Regions from separate parts of the Mus musculus genome. Here region 1 is linked to region 2. Evidence: chromatin loops called from intact Hi-C (ENCODE). Cell type or tissue: heart. All regions are shown on one strand. Each heading gives the region's core, and the rest is flanking DNA. Links, peaks and the distances in the headings are about the cores only. Region 1 holds the start of Anxa5 (annexin A5). Region 2 holds the start of Ccna2 (cyclin A2).

Region 1 (11,337 bases), core at 1,577-9,576, 97 kb after region 2:
GAATGAACTACATAGTATTCACCTACTCACCTACCTTCTTCCAGTGCAGAAGATCAAAACCAGGGCCTTGACAGATTATAAAAATGCGACTCAGATTTCTTGATTGGTTTCCTAGGGACTTTGTAGGATTCACATGGGTTTTCTAGAAAGGTGGGAGCTCAGATGAAGAGACTGTCTGTTTCCTTTCCAGAGTCTTTAAAGCCATGTAAGCCGTGAAAGAAATTTGGAACTGTTCTTTGCATGTCATTCTATCAGACACTGATCAGACAACCGGCTCAAGCTATCCCCAGATAACCCACTCAAGCTGTTCCCCAGATAGCTCACTGAGGCTGTTCCTATGTAGCCCATTCAAACTACCCCCAGATAATCCTCTGTTCCCTGTATAACCCATTCAAGCTGTTCCCCAGGTAACCTATTGGAACTGTTCTTCATCACAATACTTTAAACCGTATCTGAAAGTGAAGAAGTGGGGAAAATAAAGATAGGTCACAGACATTATTTAAAATCCATGAATATCATGACCTTGGAAGGTGGCCCTGGAATTTCAGTCATGTTGACCTCCAACACAGACTGTTTGAACATTAATTATGCCTTTGTAATAGCTTACCCTCAAGGCCACAGGATCTTACTATGACTGTAGGTCAGGAATCCGGAACAGGCTTGCTGGATTGTATGACACTTAGGGCTTTCCCTGTGGTGCAATCAAAGTGCTGAGATAAGCTGAGGGGCTCCTTGAGGTGGTGGTGGTGGTGGTGGTGGTGGTGGTGGTGGTGGTGGTGGTGGTGGTGAGTCCTTCATGGTGTCTCCTTGAGGCACCAGGAGCAGCAGGGCAAGGTTAAGCCTCTAACTGCCCACCCTAAATGCTGACTCTAAAGGCTTCTCTTTCAGTGGATGGTGCAACACACACATCTTGCTCATACATGTACGGTATGTCTCTCTAGTGGAAACACCAGAATGGCTGCCCCTGCAGCCTCACTCCTTGTTATAGGCTGCCAGCACACAAGCAGGGTGGGGCTGAGGTCTCAGTGCCTGCCCCATATCTCCTTTCCACTGTATCTTTTGTAATAGGTTTTATAATAGCTTTTATAATGAATTGATAAGTAGACGTAAATCTCTTACTGAGTCTTGTGACTCACCATTCAATTTTATATGAAACCTGAGGAAGAGGCTGTAGGAAACCTGATATATAGCCATTGTTCAAAATTGTTGGATGAGGGGGGCTAGGAAATTGGCTCAGCACTCGCTGCTTCTGCGGAGGATCTGGCTTGATTCCCAGCACCCATAAGGTGACCCAACCATCTGTAACTCTAGTTCCTGGGGGATCTGACATCCTCTTCTAACCTCCTTTGGCACCCGACATGCACATGGTATATATACATGATACATGGAATCAACATGCTTATGTCCATAAAGTAAATCTCCTTTTTTTTTTCCTTTTAAATCTATTTTTTTCTTTTTCAACCCAGGACTCACAATGGGTGTCTGAAATGAAGATAGTCTTATGGGACTAAACCCATAGTCTATCAGGTAGATCTTTTCCCCAGGTAGAGTCAAAATTCAATTGGAGTTTATACAATTAGTATCTGAGGAGTTGGAGAATTGCTTATTGTGAATGGAACACCCTTCCCCCCACCCCAAATTAACTAGTATATGAAATCGTTCCCCCTTTTGTAAAACTTTGAAAAACAAGACCAATGAAATACATACGTCACATACATACACAGAGACTGATAAGAAATTGCTCATGTGGCTGGAGAAGCAAAGGGTTGTACCATCTGCCATGCGTATGCAGGAGGTCGGGAGGCTGGTGGGAGAGCACAGAGGAGAATCATGAGTAAATCCTAATTCCAGTCTGAAAGCCTGAACCTGAAGCACAATGGGAGGAAGACTACCATCCAGCAGTATGGCAGAAACGAACCAGTTCCTCCTGGCCTTTTGTTCTATTTAAGCCCTTAGCAAAGGGGGTTAGGCCTACCAGGGAGGTGTCTGTTTTACAGAGTTTACCAATCCAATGCTAGGCTATTTCAGAAATGCCTTCATAGACATAACATAGAGGCGACATCTAGCCAGACATCTGGGTACCCTGTAGCCCAGCTAAGCTGACACATAGACCTTCCTACTGCCATGCGGAGCTTTCCCTGACTGATTCCCTCACTACCCAGTAGCTTGCTTAACCTGCCAGGCTGCGTGCTAGCTAGACAGATTCGGTGTACCTTTCCTCCCACCCCCTGTGCTCTCAGTGTCAAAGGCAAGGCATAAAATACATTCATGGATGAATGAACAGAGTGAAAGATGCAAATGTTAGCAGGACTGGAGGCTGGAATGAGGTGGAGTGTGTGGGGCGATGGTGTGTTGGTAGCCGGTAGCTAGGCTCACAGCTCCGGAGCTGTGAATGGATTTAGAGAGATGTATTTTCATTTTTGAGTGGGATGGGTAGGGATTGAATCATCAGCATGAGAAATGAGGGCTGGGTTCGGTGGCCACAGTTTTTGGAAGGAGAAAGAGGCACGAGGAATTGAAGTCAATCATTCTGTTATTTCAAGAATTGAAGAAGGCAGCTCCTGTAATTCCAGCCAATACCCCAAACAAGGGAAAAATCAAATCACCATCCAAGGTTGCATACTAATATGATCATAAGACACAGTTTTAATCACGAATGGCCTTCTACAGATTCAGACACTGTCTGAGAATACATCCATTCGTCTAGGAAAGTTCTCTCAAAGTTTATTTTGATATCACTTAATAATTCTGAATACTAGGAATTTGTGGTAAGTTGTAACCTTTGTTGAAAGGCAATAAACCCATTTTACACTGCATTCATGCTCTGATGTATTCATATGCTTTAAATATGAAATGTCTCCCATAGGCTTCTATGTTTAATAGTTCTCAGCTGGTGGTGCCATTTTGGGGAGATTATAGAAATTTGAAGATTACATCTGGTCTCCTTCCCCATTCTGCCCTGTCCATCATGAGGCGAAGAAGTTCTTTCACCACATACTCCTGCCGACATGATAGTCTGTCCAGGAGTGTGGGCCAAGCAACCATGGAGCAGAGTCCCTAAAGCTGTGAGCCATTAGGTCATTTTGTTCACAGCCACACTAGTGTGAACTCCTCAAAGGCCTGTACTGTGGGAGGGGCTCAAGGTCCAGCAGCAAATGAGACACAGGATATCTGTCCTTTCCTAAGTGTATTTTGAAGATCCTCTCATTGCTTATTTATTTGTTTGTTTGTTTATTGCAGCACTGTGGACCAAATCCAGGGTCGTGTGCACAGTAGGAAAGCACTGGACCCCAGAGCTACATCCCCTTCCTAACTTTACTTTGGATTTTAAGTCAGAATCCCACTAAGTTCCCCAGGCTGGCTTTGAACTCCCTCTGTAGACCAGACTGACTTTGACTTTTTCATTTCCCTGACTTAGATTCCTAAGCAGCTACATCAATAGGCCTACACCCTTAGGCCTGGCTAGCCCTTTAAAGACCAAAGCATTCTTTCTGAAAGAGTCCTATGACATATTGTAATTATTTATCCAAGATCCACAGTCTAGTCTCCTGTTGGGAAGTTGATTAGCTTTTTTATTTTTTGTTAAATACAAATGTTTTGAATAAAAATAATGGAAGGGCATCTAATGTTATGAATCTCCAGAGTCTCTGCTTTTAAGTTCTTGGACAACACATCCACAGGCTGTTAGCATAGTGGCTCCAGACACCGTTCTGAAGATGTCATCTGGTGAATCACTCCCAGACTGATATGCTGAAAACCCAGCTTCCAAGATCATAGGATTGCTTTTAAGAAGCGTTAAATTATGGACATTCCACTTTGTGATTGGGAGTAATGCCCTGATAAAGGAGGCTTCAGAGGCCAGTGAGCATCTTGTGCCATGTGATGCTTCAGTGAGATGAGGTTCTCTGAGGAAGCCGACCCTCACCAGACCCTGAATGTGCAGAGCCTTGATCTTGAATTTTCCAGCTTCCAAACAGCTGAGAAATAAAATTCTATTGCTTGTAAGAAACCAAGTTACAGCATCTCGTGCTTTCTTTCACAGTGTGCCCTCTCCTCAGTGCTACGCTATATTTAGAATATTAAGGTAGGCCATTTTATGAATGTCTCCTAGGTGCTCAGAACACTCAATAGCATTCAGTCAGGCTTCCTTCCCTCTAGTAGGAAAGGCTTCTGAAAAGCCTTCTTGGGAAATAGTGTTCCTCTGCCCTCTCATGCATGAGCTCTGCCTTTCAACACGGAAAGTCAGCTTGCTCCTCCAGACTGGGGTCCAGGTGAATAAGCTAATTGTAATAGGATGTAAAGGCAACATTTGCTGGGGAAGATCAAAGGTCTGGGTCTAATAATTTATGTTACTCCTTGGCTGCAGGGCGGATCACTAGTCACTGCCAGCCGTAAGGCAGTTTTCCACAGCACTGTTAAACAGGCTTCTGCGGTCTTAACTCCAGAGAAGGAGGACACGGAGTTGAGTAGATGTAAGAAAAAAAAATACTTAGGTCAAAGACTGAAGGAGATGCTAGTAGAAAGAAAGTAGATAAGTGTGAGCGACTGAGAGATAGGTGGGCCTTAAAGGAATGCGGGGGCGAGGAGGCAGGGAAATGGTTGCATCGAAGTCATAACCGTACTTGAAGGGTCAAGTGAGAGGATCCCTTAGTGTAGGCAAACAAAACAAAACAAAACAAAAACCAAAGTAGTCTAGAAATTACAATTCCCTGGGAGAGGTGCTGGAATGTCTAAGGCTGTGGGAGCGGCTAGGTCCCCAGAGAAGGGGGCGCATGAACAGGAAAAGCAATAGGACAAGGGTACACAAGGGAAAATGGCAGGCTTCCCCTCCTCAGCGGCAGTTTTGTCTGCTTTTCCAGAAAACCATCAGTCTACCTATCAGGGCCAGACTCAGCATGTGGCAAGGCTCCCCCAACCCCCACCCTCGGTTAGCTTCTTCTTGCTCAAAAACCTGATTTTGATCCTTCTAGAACATCCGCGATCCTTTTGCAGCGTCTTTAGGCCTGGGGGCGGGCGGGGGGGGGGCGGGGAAGCTCCATCTTAGTCACCTTGCACCTGGGGTCTTTGAAGTTACAGGCTGAGTTTGGAAGTGAAACCATTTCCGCTCTGAGGCTTTGACACTGCCAGGTACAGCTCTTAAAAGAGCTGCCCATCAGCTACACGGACATCCAGAGGCAAACACTAGCACGAAACACTTGGAAAGCAGTCTGGAAAAGGTCCTCACTGTCCCATGCTTAGAGTGCGGTGCAAGACGCTGTGAGGTGCCGCTGTGACAGTCCCTAACTCTCTAGACACACCCAGACCCCTGGGCCTGCAGCGCCTCCAGCGTAGCGAAGAGTGAGCGAAAAGCCCCACGCAGGCGCAGGAGCATAGAGGCTAGGACGTGGCAGGGCGTGTCCTGATGGGGGCGCGGCCCGGGCTGGGACCTAATTAGGGAGGTGGCCATGGTAGGGGGGTGGCCTTGTCTGAGGAAAGTACCGTATCCAGGGATGTGGCAGCTGCCTGGGACAAGGCGGGGCTTATAGTGCAGCGTCTCTGGGGGCGGGACCCTGGTGGGTGTGTGATCTTGGCAGGGGCGTGGCGTGGCGGGGCCAGGTCGGGCTAGGCTGGGCTGCCCAGGGCGTTTCCGTTGCACGGAGTTGTGAAGAGTACTGCCTTGTCCTTTGGCGTGTGCATCGGTCCTGCTCTCACCCGCAGCCTGCGCTCTACTGCCTGGTAAGTGGCCGTAGTCCCGGGAGCGACTCCTCCACCAAGGGCTCAGGGCCCTTTTGGGGTCAGGGGACCAGAGCTCCAGTGACCCTGTCTCTCTTTTCCCCTCTCCCTGCAGCTCCAGTCCACTCCTGACCGACAGCATCATGGTAAGCCGTGTGACCGCGACCAGGGCGATCGGGACCCTCTCTGAAGGCAGCTGCCTTCGCAGTCTCTTGGTTTTCGCCTTTCCCATCTGTGTCCCGCTCTGTGTCCTCTCTGTGACCTCTTGGGTGTCCCCCTCCGTGTGCGCTCTCCTGTTTTCTCCCTCGCCCCGGAGTGTCCGGAACCAGCCGGTGTTTCTCCCCGGTGCATGTGAATCAGGCCGCCCCAAATCCAGAGTTGCCAAAATTAGATCCGGAGCAGGAACAGTTCTCTTGGTCATGTGAGGAGAACGCCCTTTGGCTTCCCCTATTTTTTTATTTTTCCCGCAGTTTCCTGTGTTTGAATACTGGGTGTGCGTGGGCAATCTCCATGGTGCTTCAGGGGAGCTTTTTCCAGCGCAAGGCGCAACTTATTTAACAGGAACCGACTGTGCCTTTTCTTTCTCTTTTTCTGCTAAAGGCAGTGAACCAAAAAGCTGGGTTTCCAAAGTAATGAACTGGCAAAACGAGTTCTGAATTGAATTTGCCTTGGGATTCTTTCAGAAGTTGACTTCCGAATAGGTTTTTGTTGTTGTCATTGTTTTAGGAGATCTCTTAGTATTTTTCAAGACTGTAGCAAAGAAAAGTTGATTTTTGTTTTGTTTTGTTTTGTTTTCCAAGCTAGGGTTCCTCTGTGTTGCCTTGGCTGGCCTCGAACTCACAGACTGCCTCTGCTGAGGGCTAGAACTAAAAGCCTTCACCACCACCGCCCAGCGTATGTAGTAATTTTTCAAAGCTGGTCATGTGAAGAAGTTATCATACCTAAAATATTCCGCCCTGAGGCAAAGTGGTTATACCTGGAATCCCACATCTTGGGAGGTAGAGGCAGGAGGATCAGGAGTGAAAGATCATCTTTGGTCATCAAGGGCCTTGGCTTTAACAGGCGGCCTCAACAAACAAAACAACAAAGCTTTCATCCTGAATGAAACTAATTTAATCTTGCCAATGTGACTGACCTGTTCAGAGTCTGGACAATCTTTTAAATAAGTGTTTCAGCCTACTCAGTGTGCCTGAAAACACACACACACACACACACACACACACACACACACACACACTCACACACTCGATCTCTCTCTTCCTCTCCCTCCCTCCCTCCCTCCCTCCCTCCCTCCCTCCCTCCCTCCCTTCCTCCCTCTCTCCCCTTCCCCCTTCTTCCTTCCTTCCCTCCCTTCCCTCCCTCCTTCTCTCCTTCTCCCCCTTCTTCCCTCCCTCCCTCCCCCCCTCCCTCCCTCCTTCCCTCCTTTCCTTCCTCCCTCCTTCCCTCCTTCCCTCCCTCCTTCCCTTTCTCACCAGTTAACTAGCTTGCTTGCTTTAGTACCATTGGATAAGATTTCATGACTCTTCCCAAGAGGCTGTGGAGGGATTAAGATGATTTGGTAACGCTATTGAGTTTATACAGTGTACAGTGTTGCCATTCTCTGGGTTTGCACATGAATAGATAGTTTGCTCATATTACCTCAAGGGGACCTTGGATTTAGGTTCTTCAGCAATAAAGTGCATTTTTTTTTTTTTTTTGTGGGATTAGCTTTACTCCTCTGAGGAGTTTATTTTCATATGTTGGTGTGGTGATAGACATGGTGATTATCAAGCCTCATAGAACAACCCCTCCATCCTTGCCTATTTGGCTTACTCTTAAATAGCTTGTAAATTTCCCAGGGATGTCTCCAGTGTTTTGGTTTTGACAAGGTCCTGATGTGCAGCCCAGGTTGGTTTGGAAGGGTAGGCTTCCTCTTTCTGTGAGACCCCCTTGCCTCAGCCTCCCAAGCCCGGAAATGACAACCGTGCCACCGCAACCGTGCCACCGCAGCCAGCTTGCAGCTTCTCAATCAACTATTTTTCACTATATCCACTCTTTATAGGTAGTATTGGAAACACTGTAGCACGCTGAGCTTTTCAGTGGCTTTGTCAGTAATCTTTGGAAAGCACATAAGTAAACCACTTCCTTAAAATATCTCAGATTAGGGTAGTGTTTTGTATCTTGCATTTGGTGATACAGTATGCCCACCCACATTTTATAAGTGCTGTCCCTCCCTCTCCCTAGTGGTTTTGAGGACCAGATCTCAAAGAGTTCAGCCTGGCCTTGAACTCAATATGTAGCTGAGGATGACTTTGAACTTTGACCCTCCTGCCTTGACTTCCCAAGTGCTGGGCTTACTGGTGTGCACCCCCATGTCTGTCTATAGCTGCATTCTGCTGTCCTCTGGATTCTGATGTCGTCTAGGAAAACTGGAGCTTTATGTTAGGTTTCACAGAGTTTCTTTTGTTGGAAGAACTTTTGTTGACCCAAAGGATAGGAACCAGAGACTTGCATTCCATGACATCTGGAGAGGATGGTATTAGATTTCTACCTCAGAGGTGTGTGCTTCAGCAACTAAAAATGCATTGTTTAAATATTAATGTCTCTTGCTTATTGAAATAGTTTTCCACTACAACAATTCTTCATATTTATGAACTTTGACTATGTACCTATATTAATAATTTACTTTTACTTATGTTGGGACTGCACCATTTATAAAAGTACAAAAACACAGAGGCAGGTGTTTAGGCAGAATATGAGTATGACCATCTTGCTAAGAATTTAAATAGAAAGAATTGGTTGAGCTAGGTAGTGGTATACTCCTTTAATCCCAGCACTCAGGAGGTAGGGGCAGGTGGATTTCTGTGAATTTGAGGCCAGCCTGGTCTACTGAGCAAGTTCCAGGACAGCCAGGGATACACCACAGAGAAACCATGTCTTGAAAAAAAGTTGTCTGTATCTCATAGACAAATGAACCATTTCATAAATTTTAATTCTGTTCAAAGATTTCATTTTCAGGTAATCAAATTTTAAGAATTTAATTTTGGGCGATCTGAATTTAATTTTACTAGTTTTGTTGTTCTTTTTTTTTTTTTTTTCTTTTGGGGGTAGTTGCTTTTCGAGAGGGTTTCTCTGTGTAGCCTTGGCTGTCCTGACCAGGCTGGCCTCAGACTCATAGAGATCCACCTGCTTCTGCCTCCCAAATGCTGGGGTGAAGGGTGTGCACCATCACTACTCAGCTGGTTTTGCTGTTCTTAAAGAGTTAATATGTTCACTAGAGTAGGAATGTCATGAACACAAAAACTGGGCTGTATAAATGTTCAGTAGAAACTCCAAGAGTACCAGTTACCTCTGTGATGTGTATTTAAACTGTTTAAGAGTTGGTTGGAAGATTTGGGAGTTGGTTTAGAATTGTGGACTCATAGCAGTAATTTACCAAGGCCCCTTGCAGAGCTGGCAGGATCAGAGTAAACACGTTCATTTTCTCTGAGCTCATTACAAAGGAATCTGTGGACATTGACTTCCATCTCAGGTTGGTTATCTCTGGGTCAAGGTTGCCTGTGGCCCATGGCCTGATGCCCCGGCTCAGTGTGGCACAGACCCCAATCCCCTTGACTCTGGCTTCCTTTGTTTTCTGAGAAAGCAACTTGGCTGCTCTGCAAGCCACCGAACCCTTCACTGGCATCAGCAAGGCCTGGTTTCCTTATCGTTTACCTGAGCTCCTTGGAAGACCTCTTCTGGTGTTTAAGTGACCTAGAGATATGTGGATTGTGACTTTCTTCTGTTAATGACTTCAGAGTGCAAAACAGTAAATATATTTCTAATCGTAGATCCATTTCTGAAACACACTTTAGTTGCATAACTGTCTACTATTCCAAAATTGCACAAGTGTATTAGTTGAGTTAGAAGTGTTGTTCCTAAAGTCTTTGCTTTAAAAGTGTTTTTGATTCATCCTTTCTTTCTGTTACTAGCTCACACAGTATGCAAACATGTAAGCCACTGGTTGGAAGGAACGCATACTGCAGTTGGCTTCATTTCTTGGGACTCTTGCTTCCCTTGCCTTTACTTTCCCTTTGTGTGTGCATTCAGACCATTTGGATATTTGCTTTCCCGCTCCATCCAGGTATTGTCTCCTAGGTCTTGTGAGACTGGATAGCATAATTGGAGCTGTGACTAAGAGTTGTTGCTAGGATGGGTACTTTGCCAAACTTTTCAAATGCATTATCTAGTACTTGAGATACATTTTGGAAATAGGTATTACTCTTTTTTGAGGTGGCTTTGCTGGCACTATTTGTGTAGGATAAAGGAGGGGAGGCATCGGAAGTAGGCACAGTGGGAACAAATGCAAATGCTTAGGGCATGTCGGAGAATTCGGCAGGATGGAACTTTAGTAGCACTGCCAGAGTGACCATAGTAAGGGAGGTGAAAGGTGCCCTGTCTGGGAAAGGGATACCAGGGAGAGAGGCAGAGCCAGACCCCAGTGATAGGAATTGTTCTCTAGGTGGTGGAGAGCCCTTCTTGGGCCATTAAAGGTGAGTATGCCTGGACCAGATTTGTGTTTAAGACAGAGTATTATGGAGCTAGCATGGTGGCTGCATTCCTGGGGGCTGTAAAAGAGAGATAGCCTTGTTGCAGTTGGAAGGGAAACTGGATCACTTGGGAACGTGTTCCAATAGTCCCAGGGAGTGCCTTACCACCACCACAGAATTAAACTAGGTACTGGCAAGGACTTTATTATTATTATTATTATTATTTAGACAAGATCTCACTCAGACACAGGCTTGCCTTGAGCTCACAACAATCCTCCTGTATCAGTGTCCAGGTCCTAAGAATACAGGCATTAGTCACCATGCGGGACACAGCTGGGCCTAGATAGGAGGGACCTATGGGAGAAGGGGACCACCTTGATAAGTGACGGAGGAGGTGTCTGATGAGGGCCAGGTGCAGGACCGGCCGGCTGGCGGCTGAGTTTAGGCTTGGACAGAGAAGACAGAACTGGATTTATTGAATTTGAGTTCCCATCAAATATTAAGGTAATTAGTGCTCACATTAGGCAGGCAGTTCACAACTGCCTGTAACTCTAGTTCCAGGGGATCAAATGTCTAATTGTGGCCTCTGTGGGTTCCCATACTCTGGTGTATATAGGCTCACATAGGTTCACATGCATACACATCAATTCAAAACAAAAGCTTTACTGGGCCTGGAGAGATGGTTAAGGGCACTTGCTCTTGCTGAGGATCCGGTTTTTCCCAGCATCCACAACTGCTTATAACCATCTGTTCTAAGTAGCCCTAGTTCTAAGGGGCCTGATGCCCTGTCCTGGCATCTGTGGGCACTAGGCACTTGTGTGGTGCACATGCATGCACACAGTCAGACACTCACATACAGAATTTCTGAAGTGTTTAGGCCGCACTTCCCACTGAACAGCAAGGTACACTCACACTCCCCAAGTCCTCCCTCATCTCTGCTGATTTTTATATTATTTATCTCTGTCTATAACTAGACAGTGCTTGAAATGTTTCTACCTTAGCATAGTTTAAGTCATAGTCATTAGATTTGTGCTTCTGAAATACACAAGGAAATAAAGCTTCGAATCTGTTGACTCATCTATAAGCCTGGTTGTTTTCTGATCATCTTGCAAATGGA
Region 2 (11,337 bases), core at 2,028-10,027:
ACTGGTCACTGGGTCACAGCTAGTAAAGAATAAATACTCAAATCTGTGCCTGCCCTACCTCAGGCCCAGCTGCTGGGCTCCACAATTGGTTATTTTTGTGAAGTGACTCATACATTTTGCAGTGTGTGTAATACAGATACAAATTTTCAAACAAGCAAATCGACTTGGATAATCTCAATTTATAAAGCATGTTCCTATGAACAGAAAAGCTATTTATACCATCCAACTGTAAGACATCTATCATGAACAAGTATAGAAATAGACAGGCATCCAGAATTTTATCTATAAAATTAAAATGTTCATTTGTTTGATATGTAAGATTAATTTCAGAAAGCTTTTTAAAAAGTATTCATTTAAAGCTGAGAGTGGTAGCTCCTGCCTGTAACTCTGTCTAGCACTTGGGAGACTTACGCAAGACTAACACGCTTCTGCAGTTAGCCTGGTGTATACAGTGAGTTTCTGGACTACATGGAGAATGCCTGCATAAAAGTTTAAATATGAATAGGATAAAATGTTTAGCTGTATTTGAAATTCTGCTTATAAATGTATATGTGTAGTTTTTCCTTGACCCACACAAATGTATGCCTCCACTGTTAAACTGCAGGCCTATGAACACACTGACTCTAACAGGCCAGTTCAGCTTTGCTGAAGTTCACTCCTGGGTGGTGTTCTGCCTGCCTGAAGTTCCTGAAAAGCCTCCAGCAGGGGAATGTGCAACATTTTACTTTCAGAATACCTTTCTGGATACACAACTTGAGTGTGTATACAGGTAAATCAGATTAATTATTTGTTAAGTCCTCATATAAAACATCTATGTTTTAATTTGTTTTAAGACAGGAATAGGGCTGGAGAGATGGCTCAGTGGTTAAGATCACTGACTGCTCTTCTGAAGGTCCTGAGTTCAAATCCCAGCAACCACATGGTGGCTCACAACCATCCGTAATGAGATCTGACACCCTGTTCTGGTGCATCTGAAGACAGCTACGATGTACTTAGATATAATAATAAATAAATCTTTAAAAAAGTAAAAAAAAGCCGGGTGTGGTGGCGCATACCTTTAATCCCAGCACTTGGGAGGCAGAGGCAGGTGGATTTCTGAGTTCGAGGCCAGCCTGGTCTACAAAGTGAGTTCCAGGACAGCCAGGGCTACACAGAGAAACCCTGTCTCGAAAAACAAAACAAAACAAAACAAAACAAAACAAAACAAAAGATAAAAGAAAAGAGACAGGAATAATTTCAAAATAATGTAACTAAAAATCTATAATGTTCAGCAGAAGCTATTAAATAGAATTAATGAGTATAAAAATGTTATTAGTAAAGATGAATATGTAAAGATTATTTTCCCAATAATGTCTGTATAAAATCTATGGTAATATTTGAATTATAGATATAATTTTCTACAGTTTTTAGATAAAATATTCTAAAAATATCTGTTAAACCAATTAAATCTATGGTGTCACTTAAGATGTCTCTAATTTTTGCCCTTATGATCTGTCAATCAATTAGAATGGGGTATTGAAGTCTCTTGCTATACTTGTATGGGGGCTAACCTGAGACTTTATCAATATTTGTTTTATGAGATAGAATGGTTCAGTTCATGTATGTTTAAAATTATATTGTCCTCTTGACAGATTGTTCCTTTAATCAATATGAAGTTCGTTTTTTTTTATCTTCTCTGACTAGTTTTGGTTTAAAGTCTTTTTTTTTTAGATTTATTTATTTATTATATGTAAGTACACTGTAGCTGTCTTCAGACACTCCAGAAGACGAAGTCAGGTCTCGTTACGGATGGTTGTGAGCCACTATGTGGTTGCTGGGATTTGAACTCCGGACCTTCGGAAGAGCAGTCGGGTGCTCTTACCCACTGAGCCATCTCACCAGCCCTTAAAGTCTATTTTGTCAGATTTCAGAACAGTGTCATCTGCTTATTAAGTCATTTGCTTGGGATACATTTTTCTTTCCTTTTACCCCATAGTAGCCTCTGTCTCTGATGGTGACATGACATATGAGCTTTAGAGACAGCAGGTAGATAGTTCATGAATTTCAGTCAACTCTGTTAGTCTCTGTCTGGTGACTGAGAAATTGAGAGTATTAATATTCAGATTTATAACAGAAAGCTGTGTATGATTGCCTGTCCTTTTGTTCATTTTGTAGTATTTTAGTGTTTTCTTTTTCTCTCCTGGTTAACTATTATGACTCAAAAGTGGTTTATTCTTCCCCTGGGGCCCCATATATGTGTTGTCTTTTTCTTCAGTTGGAGAATTCAGTCAAGTATCTTCTGTGAGTTGTCTTAATGGTCATGAATTGTTTTTATTATGAAAAATTTTTCTTGCCTCTTCAATTATAATTGATGGCTTTGCTGTGAGCTGTAGTCTGGGTTGGCAGTCTTTTCAAAATTTGAAAATCCTAAGTTTTCTAGCTTTGTAAAGTTGCCCTTGAGGACTCTGTTGTCATTGATCAGCCTTCCTTTATATGGGATTTGATGATTCTCTCTTGCTTCTTTCAAATAGAATTGAAGTTTCCTTGTTCTAAAATTTAGTGGTTTAACTACTGGCAAGGGATTGTTCTTTTCTGGCCTTGTCTGTTTAACATTCTGTCTGTCTCTGTATCTGCCGTTTCTTTGACTAACTTAGGGAAATTTTTTGCTACGATGTTGTTGAGACTTTTCTATATCTTTGAAAAATAGTTAATTCTCAAAACTCATAGATTTTGAATTTTCATTGAGTCCCAAATATCTGAAAGTGCAGCTTGAACCTTACTAATTTATCCATGCCCTTGGTGGGATGTTCCAATTTCTGAGATTGCAAGTGTGCTTCATTTTTCTATCATGAGAAGTAGAGATTCCTAAAGAAAACTAAGGGTCCTGAGACCATAAATTGTAGCAGTAGATGCTGTTCCTGAAAAATATCAGATGTCTCTCTTTCAGGTTGGATACCAGGTTTATTTTAAAAATAAAGCATACATTAATACAATTTATTTGTGTAATTATATTAAGGAAAAACATATGTGTGTATGTGTGGAAATAAGCCATTCTAAATACATTTTATATATGAGGTTTGCTATTGGCAATATTAATGTCCACGAAGAAAATCAGAATTTCTCATCTTAAGAGGTATGTGTATAATAGGATATGTAGTTCTGAGTTCAGAAGCTGACTTGGTATGGCAAAGGTCAGAATACATGTTTATGCTTTACCTTAATGATATATACAGATCATGTAAAATCAAATGAAATCTAAACACTAGCTAAAAGTACGTATTTATGGGGTCACTTGCTCCTCAACTTTTCTTTAAAAATATATTGATTTTGTAGGAAAGGAGAAGGAGTTTTTAAATCTGACAACATTTCTACAATATCCATCCTAAAAGATGTGCTTTCTAAAGAAGCTACAAAAAGGAAAATTAATCTCAACATATCATACGGTAAAAAAGGAAATTGTTCATTCCAATTTTTGCAGTTTTAATAGCAATGCTTTTCGTGAAAGTGACTTAACTGTGCCTGGCCAACTTCTTGTAGAGATAAACGAGGTGTCTGTCAAGCACACTTTAAAGCTAATTCACCCGAAGCTGGAGTATCAGCTGCTTCTGGCTAAGAAAGTGCAGTTAATCGATGCCCTGAAGGTAAGGCTGTGTCAGTGGGATCATGGACATGGCTGTGAGCTCCGGGCTTTCTAAGTCATACGCACATTGTTACACACCTAAAACCTGACCATTACGGTGCTTCTATTTCCTTTTAATTTTAAATAAGGAATTGCAGGTTCATGAGGGAAATACAGACTTTCTGACTCCAGAGTACCGATGTATTCTAGAAGAGGCAGATCATCTACAAGAGGAATACAAAAAGCAGCCTGCACATCTTGAAAGACTCTATGGTGAGTAGACCAGAAAAGCCTTTCCAGAAAAGCCTGCTGTGCTTCTTTTCAGCAGTTCTTTGGGGTTTTTTATTTGTTTGTCTGTTTTTGTTTTTTGTTTTTTGGGGGGTTTGTTTATTTTGCCAAATAGTTGTGAAAGGAACTAGGCAGAGACTACAGCAGCCACGAGCCTGTGGCAACCAGTTTATTGTACAAAATATGTATTTTTTCCAAGGTGGCCTTACATCTTAACCTTTTTTACTTTAAAATGCAAATAAATGTGAAAGTGGAATTATACCGTGAACATCTATGTGTATAGTGAAGAGGTGTTGCAACCCACACAGCCTGGACATCCACACTGTTTCTCACAGTGATTTTCAGGTTCTGTTGCTACTATAAAAAACTCAGCATTTAATCTATTTAGGCAAAAATTAGTAGGAATATTTATGTGATCTTTAAGTTAACAGCTTAAAATTTGTCTTGCTTTGGTGATAAGTTGGGTATATTACAGATTGCATTGAAAAAAGGAAAAAAGACCAAGGGAAGGGAAGGCAGAGATGGAGGGAGGGAAGACTAAGCAAAAGCTTGGATAGCAGTCCTTCTCTAAGATTTGTTGTGTGCAGCACACTGCACTATCTTTCTTGAGATATTTAACTGTTGCAGCAGCTCTGCAAGGGAGATGATTTTATCTTCATTTTCAATAATCTTTAGATAAAATATGGGAGTAAAGATTGCTCTCACATACCTAGTTAGTGGCAAAGCCTTCATTAAGCCCTTCTCTCCCTGACATGCAGGCCTGGGGCCATCATGACTGGTGTCCTCAGCCCACACTGATCCACTAACCTGCCTACAGAATTTATTATGCACCCAAGACTTTCTCACAGATGAACAGTACTGATATCTGAGTGTTCACTATTCGGCAAGCACAGGGTCTCTTAAAATATCCTTACATGATGGTGTTGCAGATCTACCGTCTCTCATCTGTGATTCCAAAATCTAGGAAGCAGCTTTGAAAACCAAAGTTTACCTTTGTAAATCATTTACCAGCAAATTGTCTTAATCTGATTGACTTCATGATAAAACCTGATTTAAACTGACACGAAGCTTTTTCTATTTTTTTTTTAAATCCCACTGAGTGCAAGTATTCACCTGTTTATTGTAAAAGCATTGCCATTTTGTTAGCAGATATCAGCACTCAGTCTCATTGGACCAATATAAAAAGTATCAATGGTATATTCTTTTTCTCTTCCTAAAATATACTTTTTTTCAAGGGTCTTGTATAAATAATAGACAACTTGAGTTGTCTCTGTGTTACATCTTGAAAACTCAAAGGTGCAGTAATTTCCCAGACCTCTGCACCCAGTAAGCCCATGGGTGAAGTGCTTCAGTTCAGACGTTCTTCCTGATGCAGCAGCAGTCAGTCGCTGGGATGCAGGGTGCACCGACACAGATTCAGAATCGCGACCAGTGGCTTGTCTAGGTCAGCAGTTGCAACCCATTGTTAGAAGGTTATCAAATATTTATGTCTTGAAAGTTGCTTCAAACCTTCTCCACATACACATCTGTTTTTAAAAACACCAACCTCTTCCAGGCTTGTATGTGTTGAATAATGGAGTCTCAGGTGGTGAGAGAATGCCACATGCATTGTTAAAAGAACTAATCAATAACAAGAAATAATATTTTTCTTCGTAGGTATGATTACTGATCTTTTTATAGATAAATTTAAGTTCAAAGGCACTAATGTAAAAACCAAAGTACCCATGCTCCTGGAGATTCTCGACAGCTACGACCAGAACACACTGATTTCTTTCTTCGATGCAGCATGAAAGATAAACAAGGTAGGCCAACAGGACAGCCGAAGAAGCAAGCAGAGCCTGATCAGACCCGAGGCACCTCAGATGGACGTCCCACATGTAATCAGAAGAGTGACGGCCTCTAAGCATCCCCCTACGAGTACCCATGAAAGTCCTTTTTATTGTGTACTTGAGGGGAAAAGAAGATCTTTTAGTCATTCATTTCAGGGGAATATTGCATTGAAAGTTTTAGAATACTATTAAATAAGAGCAAATAAGCTGTCTTTTGTTTTCAAAGGGTAGTTATGAAAACAATGATTACATTTTATTATATTTTATGTATGATTCTTAACTATTAAATGTGAACATTTAAGGTAATATACTTGTGTCTTTATATATTTATTTAGGTTTTGTATATATTTCTCTGTGTGTGTGTGTTTGGGTTGGTTTTTTTTTTTTTTTTTGTGGTTTTTGTTTTGTTTTGTTTTTCGAGACAGGGTTTCTCAAGACAGGATTTCTTTGTGTAGCTGACCTGGAACTAACTCTGCAGTCCAGGCTGGCCTTGCACTCAAGAGATCCACCTGCCTCTGCCTCCTGAGATGCCCGGAAAAGGCTTGGCCATCGCCTCCTGGCTGCCCGGTTTTCTTATGAACACTTTTTTTCTACTTTTGAGACATCATCTCACTACATAGCTGACTTGGACTAACTTGAATTCAGAGATCTGAAACTCTGGGATTAAAGGTATGTACCACAATGCACTTCATTTCTAAATGTAATATCTATTTGGGTCAGTGGAACTTCATGGTCTGATGTCACAACCAAGGATTAGCAAAATTAATGGACAGCTGAATTTCTTGTAGTACACCACTTGTTATCAACAATAGCTCATGTTGGCATTTTAAATTAACCCATCTTTAATTGGGGGTGGGGGTGGGGTAGTTTACTGGAATGCGGGGCATAGAGACACGCCTTTAATCCCAGATCAGTGAGCTCTGATAACGGATATCAGTGAGTCACAGGACAATTGGGACAGCATTATGAGACCCTGCCTCAAAATCAAACAACAAACAAATGATATACAGGAGAGGTGAAACAATAGTAAACAGTAAAAGTTCCAGCGTTTCCCTATGTTGTATGGCAGCATCACAGAGAAAGAGAAAGGAGTAGTGTACCCAGGACGGGGCAGTTTGTCATTCAGATCCATACGCTCCTGCCTAGGCGCCACCCAGCGACCAGGAGAAGGCGCTTCACCCCTTAGCTGAGGCGAAGGCCGACACCTCGAGGCCCCGAGGGCTTGTCTGGACCGCCCAGCGGCTCCGGCAGGATCCTATGAGGCTACAGATCCACTGAGCAGCAGAGATCGGCCGAAAGCGGCCGCCCGCCCCGCCCTCCTCTGCGCAGGCGCGTCCTCAGGCTCCCGCCCTGTAAGATTCCCGTCGGGCCTTCGCTCGCGGCGACCGGCGCTTCTGGTGACGTCACGGACTCCGGACGCCCTCATTGGTTTATTTCAATAGTCGCGGGCTACTTGAACTACAAGACCAGCAGCCGGCGGGCGGCGCGCAGCTCGCGGCTCCTGGGCTCTACGCTCCTCCCGCCTGCAGCCTCTGCTCCGCGGGTCGGCCGCCAGGGTCCCGCGCTGCTCCGGAGCGGCGGGCGCTGTGCACGCTCTGCCGCCGACAGAACCGGACCGGAGCCGCGATGCCGGGCACCTCGAGGCATTCGGGTCGCGATGCGGGCTCAGCCCTGCTCTCGCTGCATCAGGAAGACCAAGAGAATGTCAACCCCGAAAAACTGGCGCCAGCCCAGCAGCCGCGGGCGCAGGCGGTGCTGAAGGCCGGGAACGTGCGTGGACCCGCGCCGCAGCAGAAGCTCAAGACTCGACGGGTAATAGGGCGCGGGGGTCTGGAGGAGGGCCGGGCGGGAGCGGTCCTGGGTTTAGCAGCCCAGAGGGCCGGAAAGCACGCTGAGCATTCCAGGGGGAGTCAGGCTGCAGTCTTCGCGGTCCGGGCGTTTCTAGTACCAAATAGTCCCACGAGCTCTGCCGACCCGTGTAGACCGCCCTTCGGCACTAGTGGCGCCGCGTTCCAAAAAATGCCCGGGGTCATACCAAGCGTTGCCACTCGCGTGTCGACTTCCCCCAGCTGTGTACCTTTCCCTCCACTTTTAAAGCCAGGCATTGCATTAGGATGTAGATCCCTTCCCCCTCACCATCTGCTTCCCAGATTACTACTTCAGGGAAGGACATAAAGCAAGTATTCTTCGTGGTAAATTCCGCCATTTTAGCCAGACTTGCTGTTTTGCTCCACCCTGGGGCTAAAGTTGTGAATCAGTTCTTTGCCCTAACTTTAGTCTTTGATTAGTTTGGAATTCCAGTCCGTTCTATTTATAGCCTTTGTAGAAATGGCTGTGACAGATCGGTTTACACACCTTTACCTGGGCTTTGCCTCATGGACTTATATGTTTCTTAGAGTATTTGGAATTAAAAGCTGATACCCACCGGGCTAGAAGCAAAGTTGTATTGAAAAAGATTCCTCCTCTTTAGGTTGCTCCTCTTAAGGACCTTCCTATAAACGATGAGCATGTCACTGCTGGTCCTTCATGGAAAGCAGTCAGTAAACAGCCTGCCTTCACCATTCATGTGGATGAAGCAGAAGAGACTCAGAAGAGGCCAGCTGAGCTTAAAGAAACAGAGTGTGAAGATGCCCTGGCTTTTAATGCAGCTGTCTCTTTACCCGGAGCAAGAAAACCACTGACACCTCTTGACTATCCAATGGATGGCAGTTTTGGTAAGGTTGCTTTTTATTTTTACCAGTCTCTCTTCCTTCTTTCCCTCCTTTCTGTCTTTTTATTCCCCCTCTGGGTTTCTTGAGTATCCTTGACTGTCCTGAAACTCAATCTGTAGACCAGGCTGACCTTGAACTAAGAGATCCACCTACCTCAGCCTCCCAAGTGCTGGGATTAAAGGCATGTGCCACAACCACCAAGCCTGTGCCTTTTATTTTTGAGACAGGATCTCAACCTGTAGCTTATATCTTGATATTTTGAGTTTTAAGATTATGTCTTACCCGATCATACACAGTGAGTTAAGATTACCGCAATCTCATGACTAGTACTGACCTATGAAAGGACTCAAATCTTTAACCGGCAGGAGGGCACTGCAAACCAACATCAAGTTTAATTAGATCGTAAATATCTATCTTAATCTGACTTTATAAATGTTTGGCTAGGAGAATAGATTTCAGTTTTGTGTCTGACTCACTCCTTAACATGCCAGCCCTAAGAGTGCTCCTTGAGGCTACAGTTTTAAGCATTGTGATATCTACCATTCGTTTAAAACTTGTTTGAATGTTCATCAGCTTGTAGGTCAGACACATGGAAGGCAAAATAGCTGCGGTAGACAGCTCTGCGGTTGCTATGACATCACTGCATGGAGACCAGAGATACTGGTATCTGTCACATTCTACCTTATGCTGTGTGTGTCAGCAGAAGGGGTGTGCTTGCCTGTGCTGGTACAAGTAGAGACTAGTGGAGTACTTGACTTTGGGGTATCTTCAACCACTCTTCCATCTCATTTCTTGATAAAAGGTTTCTTTGGAGCTCAGCGATTTGGCTAGACAGCCTGGCCATCGAGGCACAGGGATATGACTATTTTCAACCCTTTTCCTCTCCCACTCCTGGGGTTACAGATAATGCTTCTGTGTGGTGCTGGGAATGCAAGCCATATCTTCATTCAGGCATATGCAGCAGGCACTGCACTAAGCCATTTCCAGCCGCTTTAGTTTACTTAGTTCTGCTGATGGGGAAGGAGGATATGGAAACAGTTTATTACACAGATTCTCCCATCTCAAGATAACTGAAATGGTAAAAACTAGAGCTGAGTATATTAATGCCTATAAACAGCACTCAGGAGGCTGAGGCAAGATTGCCAGCCTAGGGCAACAGAGTCAGTTTCAGGCCAGTTTAGCCTATAGAATGAGACCCAATTTTAACAAACACCAAGTCCCTTACAGATCAGTGTTTGGACATGATATGACAAACTTGATATCTTTACTAACATTTGTTAATCATGCCATTTACCTGATTCTAATGACTCCCTCATTATGATCTGACTATGGCAACCCATGGGATCTGCAGTCTCTCTTAAGGCAAAAATAATTATTTTAAAACTTTGCTGTTACGTTCTTGTCCTAAAAGAACCATTGTTTCATCTGCTCATCTCTGTGGAGGATGATACTTTAAAGTAATTCTCCGTCTTCTTAGTAGCCTATTGGTGTACATACATGCATACATTTATTTCTGTTTTGGAACTAAGGTTATCCTAGAGCTTTGACAAAAGTCCTAAAACCAGAATTAGATGTTCTATGTTGCTTTGCTATTAGGGTGTTTTTGATTGGAAGAGATAAATACTTTGGTTTTAATCTCACACACACAGAATCACCACATGCTATGGATATGTCTATTGTCTTAGAAGACAAGCCAGTGAACGTTAATGAAGTACCTGACTATCAAGAAGACATTCACACGTACCTTAGGGAAATGGAGGTAAGGCTCTGCTCATTACAAATGGCTAAGTGAAGCAGAGAGGGTAATGCTGACGCCTGCTAACTACTAGCAAGTTACTCTAAACTTAAGATTATGGTGTATGCTTCTTTGTGAATGATGAAGTCACCTGATAATTATGTTAACTCTGATTCCCCCCCCCCCCTTCAGGTTAAATGTAAACCTAAAGTGGGTTACATGAAGAGGCAGCCAGACATCACTAACAGCATGAGGGCCATCCTTGTGGACTGGCTGGTTGAGGTGGGAGAAGAATATAAACTACAGAATGAGACCCTGCATTTGGCTGTGAACTACATTGATAGATTCCTCTCCTCCATGTCTGTGTTAAGAGGGAAGCTTCAGCTTGTAGGCACGGCTGCTATGCTGCTAGCTTCGTAAGTCCACCTAGTTTGGTTCAGAGTCATCATTCACTACTACTCCCCCCACACCCCCATTTATATATTTTTTGGATGTTTTGCCTGCATGTATATCTGTAGCACATGTGAGGTCCCTGCTGAGGCAGAAGAGGTCATTGGGTCCCCTAAGCTTGGTGTTATATACTGTTAAGAGCACCATGTGGGTGCTGAGAATTGAACCTGGGTCCCAGCCAATACTCTAACCATTGTACCATCTCTTCAACACCCAGTTTTAGGAATGGCTGTGGGATGATTCTGAACAGAGAGTGAAACTTATTTTCTAATCTAATATATAAAGCTTTCTAGATCTGGATTTCACATGCCTTGAATGAGCATAGGCCAACCACATTTTATCACACTAGATTGAGTTTGAAAGTGTGGCTCTTCTACAATAAAGTGCTTTCTGGGGTATAAGCTGTATCTTCCTTCTATCAGGAGATATTGTATGCAGGGGGCGAATCAGAAGTCCTTTAGTGACTTGGGCCTTTGAATTGGTTTTAACCATCTCAGCTAGAGATGTCAGTCAGCTGTCAGTGGGATGTGGTTGATGGAAGTGAGTGGAGTCTACAGTCTTTGCACTTCAGATTAAGACAAGACCTTCTGAATAAACTCACTCACAACTGCTTTTGTTATAGGAAGTTTGAAGAAATATACCCCCCAGAAGTAGCAGAGTTTGTGTATATTACAGACGATACCTATTCCAAGAAGCAGGTTCTGAGAATGGAGCACCTAGTATTGA

The links. A loop is a pair of places that touch in the nucleus more often than their neighbours do. Peaks named below come from ENCODE experiments on the same cell type or tissue, not always from the same donor. Only the 100,000 strongest peaks of a DNase experiment are listed, where the experiment ranks them.
Region 1: a loop joins it to region 2, with 2.0 times the contacts of the local background. A loop is called at or near these places in 2 of 42 quality-filtered maps.

The regions. Positions count from the first base shown.
Region 1 is chr3:36,469,951-36,481,287 of GRCm38, reverse strand. Anxa5 (annexin A5) reads left to right here and starts at 5,401. Exons shown (of 13, transcript NM_009673.2): 1 at 5,401-5,715; 2 at 5,828-5,858. The coding sequence starts at 5,856. It overlaps 1810062G17Rik (RIKEN cDNA 1810062G17 gene), which reads right to left and starts at 5,351. Exons shown (of 3, transcript NM_028183.1): 1 at 5,049-5,351; 2 at 1,721-1,804. The coding sequence starts at 5,153. Mir7009 (microRNA 7009) reads left to right here and starts at 5,764; the gene lies at 5,764-5,827. In heart, for the core only: a CTCF peak has its summit at 5,336; DNase peaks (open chromatin) are centred at 4,877, 5,457 and 6,077; H3K4me3 peaks cover 2,528 bases; H3K27ac peaks cover 2,707 bases.
Region 2 is chr3:36,567,828-36,579,164 of GRCm38, reverse strand. Ccna2 (cyclin A2) reads left to right here and starts at 6,127. Exons shown (of 9, transcript NM_009828.3): 1 at 6,127-6,384; 2 at 6,862-7,527; 3 at 8,186-8,429; 4 at 10,076-10,185; 5 at 10,354-10,577; 6 at 11,234-11,337. The coding sequence starts at 7,342. It overlaps Bbs7 (Bardet-Biedl syndrome 7 (human)), which reads left to right. Exons shown (of 19, transcript NM_027810.3): 15 at 605-769; 16 at 3,313-3,422; 17 at 3,517-3,620; 18 at 3,748-3,871; 19 at 5,543-6,022. The coding sequence ends at 5,676. In heart, for the core only: a CTCF peak has its summit at 6,873; a DNase peak (open chromatin) is centred at 7,034; H3K4me3 peaks cover 3,160 bases; H3K27ac peaks cover 2,216 bases.